Linked DNA regions of Homo sapiens: region 2 is linked to region 1. Evidence: chromatin loops called from intact Hi-C (ENCODE). Cell type or tissue: IMR-90. All regions are shown on one strand.

Region 1 (2,500 bases):
GTTGTAGATAAGGACAGTGAGGCTGAAAGGGGTTAAGTCACTTGGTTAAGGCTCACAACCAGTAGGTAGTAAAGCCAAGATCTGAAACTGGACAGTTGGGCTCCTAAGCCTGTGCCCTTAACCACAACACCATATTGACCCTTCAAGAGTGAAAAAGTATGTGGCGTCTGCCTTAGACAGGCATACTCCCCAGGTGGGAGACACAACCTGCAATAAGTGTGTGCAACCTCATACTATGGGCACCAAGAGAAGAAAGGAAGGAAGGATTAATTTTACAGGGGGAGGAGGGAGAGAATCAGGAAAGCTGCCTGGAGGAGGTGAGCTTTATCCAGTTTCCAGAGCTGACTCACTTTCCTCCAGGTTTCTCTGCAGATGGACGAGTCTTTGCTGAGGCAGGCAGGTAGAAAGGGACTGGAGCTTAAGGGATGCAGTCAAGGAAGTCAGTGAGAGAGGGAGGGCAGGACATTAGGCTTGAAGTGTGTGAGGTGGGCAAGTTAATGAACCTCCAAGAGCCTCAACTTTCTCATCTGCAGAATGGGGATGATAACACCCACCTTCTGAAGCTGTTTGAATATTAAATGAGATAACGTGTATATACTTCCCGACCCAGTATTATTCCTCTTTATTTACCTTTCATAAAACTATTTCACTCACTAAAAATAAATTTAATTGAGCATATTTTTGACACAGTAGCATTAATAATCTTGAGTGTCATTATCAGTCATTCATAATAACAATATAATGAATAATAATGTTAATTGCCATTGACAGCACTAAGTGCTTAAAATGTATGATCCGTATTTATCCAATCTAATCCTCAGAATGTATCTTAAAGATAGGTAAGGCGTCATTATCCCCATTTTACAGATGAGGATAATGAGGCTGAGAGAGATGGAGAAAGATATACAAAGGTCACCCAGCGAGGAAGCGGCAGGATGGGTATTCAGACCCAGGTCTGTTGGTCCCAGAAAAATGTCCCCCCACACAGAGGATGTCCCGTGTTTGCAGTTCATGTTGGTCTTGGCCACGTCCCTCCGCTCTTTCTCAGAAGGAAAACAAACATTCTAAGAGGTCTGCTAGGCCGAGGGAACGCGAACGCCAAAGAGAGGGAGGGAAGGGGCTGGCCGAGGCCGGAGGATGGGCCCAGACTGGGAGGGTGGAGCCGGCTCCTCGCCCCGAGCCCGACAGCCGCATAAAGCCTGCTGCTTTCACTGGCCCGGTGGGGGCCAGCAGGGTCAGGGCCCGCGGAAACCCTCAGCCTGGCGGGCCGGGAGGCCGCGGTGCTGCACTGGCTCGGCGCGCTCCCCGAGTGGCGCTCAGGCGGGGCGCGTTCATTTCATCTACAGACTGTCGGGAAGGCTTCCCGAACTCCTCCTCCCTGCCCGCCTTTGCGCAGGGCCGGACTCTTCGGAAACTGAAATCACGGGCCGCCCGGCCCCCACCAGTCCTCGTGGGATCCGGCCCGGGTTAACCTTCTATGGGGAGGCCCAGGAGGGCCGGGCGGAGCGCCGGGGCGGGCGTGCGCTGACGTGGCGAGCGGCTCCCTCCACCCGCTCCTCCCGCGGGCACTGCCGAGGCCCATGGGCGGGAAGCCGGGCGGCGGGCGGGACGTGGCCTCGGTCCCGGCCCTGCCCCGCCCCGCCGCCACTGAGACTCCCAGCGCCACCAACGTCGGAGTTGCAGTTTCTTTAGCTGTCATATGCAGACAAGTACTACCCACCTCGCCTTTGGAGTGAGCAGCATGTATGTACGGTACCTGACACCTAAGAAATGCTCAATGTATGGTCCCTACATGGTGTCACTGTGATTGTTGTCGTTGTGGTTACGCTGGGTTGGGCAGCTCGCCTTGTGAAATAATGAGCTCCCATTGCTGAGACCGTTCAGGCACAAGTTGAATGAGTTCGGGGGACAAAAAGAAATACGTTAGAACAGGAAGTCCCCCAAATTTGGCATCCCTCAATACCGATCTGGTGACTTCAGAATCACCTGGGAAGCTCAAACAGCACCTCAGACCAGGGATCGAAATCCCGGAAGGCAAGCTCGTCTAAAAGTACAGCTTCATGTGTAAACCACTGATCTAGGCCAATAGTCCCTGCACTTTTCATCTTCAAAGACCCTTCTGTGATTCCCTCCTGCCCCACTGACTGCACAGTGTAAAGTATGTTGTTGACCAAACTAGATTTAACTCACAATTAATTTACTCTCTAACTAAATTATTAATCAAAGCCCCAGAGTTCATTAAACAATTATTGAATACCTACTGTGTGCCAGGCACTGTGCTGGACACTGGTGGTCTGGCGGATAGACAAGGACTCTGTCCTCATGGACTTACCAGTCTGGGGAGGGAAAGCAGAAAATGAACAAGAATTCAAATACTGACACTGAAGCCAAGAGAATCCAGCTGAGCTGAAGGCACCCAATATTCCTACAATGAGCAGATATGGGTGTATCAAAAGCAAAAGCAAATAGAAGCCTGGCACGGTGGCTCACATCGGTAATC
Region 2 (2,500 bases), 120 kb before region 1:
CTGGATGTTGCAGTGAGTCTTCCTGATTAGACAGTGTACTTCTTGAAGGTGGAAACCGTGTCTTAAACATCTCCACTTTCATAACCCTGCACAATGCCTGCATCTGGTTGCTCAGTGAAAGCTTGGTGGATGACTGAGATGGGTTTCTACATTTTGAAAACAGAGCAAACCTCAAATTTCAGAAGAACACTAGAAGGCCGCACGAGAAAATGACTCCAATTTGCAAGGGGCAGCCAAGCATTACCAGAAGGAAATGAATTTGTGTATTTACTAAGAATCTCTTTGCTTGGCTCAGAATATCCTCAGATCTCCATCTCAAACCTGCTCTCCTGTTAAGAGAATGCACGACAAATTCTGTCTAAAGTACTTTGGCTTTTGCAAGTTGCTAGGATATTAATATATTTATCCACAACCACAGACACTTGGCTCAAGAACAGCCCACTCAGCCCTCACTTGAGGCTAGATCATGGGGATTCAATCAACATGAGGTCCTGAAGGGGCTTTTAAGTCAGCCAGGGACGTGGTCATTGCTTGGAGGTGCCACAGCTGAAGTTTTTCTCCAGGTTTGGTGATAAGAAGTTATTTTTGTTAAGTTGATTTGCTTTGGCCTCTTTTGAGGCTTCATATTCAGTTGTGATTTGCACCTGCCTTTTTTAACCTAAAAACACATGTGAAGGAGAGGAATGGAGGCATATTTTCCCACTCCACAGTCCCTGGGCTTCCAAAATGGGGATGCTTTGGGTCTAGATGTCCTCAAGGAAAATAGGACACTTGGGTTTCGGGGCTCATTACGTGGATGTGAAGGAAATATGGCCTAGAACCTGTTGATATTGTAGCCCAAGGGTCACATACTAGAAGACCACTACCTCTACAATGATTTCAGTGGTGGGCGTGGGGAGGGGAAGGGAACAGGCAGGGCTGTCTTTTGTTAAACTGTAGGATATAGGGATGACTCATGACCTATACAGGGCCAGGCATTTAGCTTTCACATGCCTCAAACACAAATCAATTTGACTACACAAGGGGAAAGCAAAATAAACTCACTTCCTGATTATTTTTTCTTTGGAGGGGGGTCTTGCCTTGTTACCCAGGCTGGAGTGTAGTGATGCAATCATGCCTCACTGCAGCCTTGACCTCCAAGGCTCAAGAGATCCTCACACCTCAGCCTTCCGAGTAGCTGGGACCACAAGCATACACCACCATGCCAGGCTATTTTTTTTTTTTTGGGGGGGGGAGACAAAGTCTTGCTATGTTTCCCAGGCTGGTCTTGAACTTTGGGCTCAAGCAATCCTCCCTCCTCAACCTCCCAAAGTGTTGGGATAACAGGCATGAGCCACCATGCCCAGACCTATTCTTTTTTTTTTTTTTTTTGAAGAGCTGCAACCTTCTGTTGGCATCACCAACAAGCATCATTTTTTGAGGCTCTCTTCATATAGACCCTGAGACTACAAAGGCCAGCACTGGTTCCTACCTATCGTGGTTGTATAATAAGTCACAAAGGTGTGCCATCCCACATTCCCACAGAGATGATAAAAAAGAATCTTCCCTCTGACTAAACTTATTACTTAAATGGATAAGTGATTGTCTATCAAATTATTGGCAGCAAGAGTGGCTTAATATCAATACTTCTGAAACTTTATTTTGAGCTGGCAACTACAAAAACATAACTGTCTCATAGCCCATAACCCTTACAATAGCTCAAGTTTTTTTCCTGGTAACTTTAGTAATATAATTGGCAACTAATTTAACCTGGAAGATTTATTGGCAAGTTATATCGCTCAAAACTGCATGTTTATGTCATAGTTTTAACTATAACTTAAAATAATTCTGTATAATGAAATGGGGGATATATATGGGAATAAATTCTATGCCATTGATTTCAATTTGATTTTCCAAATTGTAATGTTTGCCTTTGTGCTATAGGAATAGGATTAAATGGGATAAGACTAGAATTTATAAGGGCTGTATAAGAGGGGAGGGCAGAGATGAAACAACGAGGGTTATGATGATAGTGAATAGCAAAGAGTGAATTCTGTATGTTTTTGCTGTGGCACTGAAGTGAAGAGATACTAGCTTTGGCTGTTCACAAAATAGGACATCATGATTTTCAGTGTTTGAGAGAAAATTGATGGAAAAAGTTTGCAGTACTTGACGTGTATTTGCATGCACAAAATAAAATTATTTGTCCACCTTAAAAAAAAACTGCATGTTCCATGACACTTTACTAAAATATTTATTAGTGGACAGATAACTCCTACTTTAAAAAGTGTTCAGGTCTAAATCATTTGACTATACTCAGTGGTTTATATGAGCTTTCCCCAAAGCTTCCTTTGCCAAACAGAGTCCCCCAAGAAGATCATATGTGTAGAGGAGATCAGTTATCTGACTAACTCTGTGCTTGGTTTTGGCCATGAGGCTGCACAGAATCAAACGGATCATTCATTGATAAACATCATGAGGGTTCTTATAATTTTTTCTGAACATCCTGATTTATGTCTCA

Evidence for each region. Hi-C counts contacts between places; a loop is a spot of excess contacts. Peaks named below come from ENCODE experiments on the same cell type or tissue, not always from the same donor. Only the 100,000 strongest peaks of a DNase experiment are listed, where the experiment ranks them.
Region 2: it touches region 1 in a loop (2.1-fold over the local background); 18 of 110 quality-filtered maps call a loop at or near these places.

The regions. Positions count from the first base shown.
Region 1 is chr1:58,902,811-58,905,310 of GRCh38, reverse strand. It overlaps LINC02777 (long intergenic non-protein coding RNA 2777), which reads left to right and starts at 1,173. Exons shown (of 5, transcript NR_183656.1): 1 at 1,173-1,743. RefSeq lists silencers at 1,080-1,329, 1,390-1,779. In IMR-90, no CTCF peak of the experiment used is centred here; DNase peaks (open chromatin) are centred at 1,100 and 1,440; H3K4me3 peaks cover 1,195 bases; H3K27ac peaks cover 1,223 bases.
Region 2 is chr1:59,023,918-59,026,417 of GRCh38, reverse strand. The region is part of intron 2 of LINC01358 (long intergenic non-protein coding RNA 1358); the gene reads right to left. Among named protein-coding and RNA genes, the nearest start is that of LINC01358, 4.7 kb to the right of the region's middle. In IMR-90, no CTCF peak of the experiment used is centred here; a DNase peak (open chromatin) is centred at 1,037; H3K27ac peaks cover 550 bases.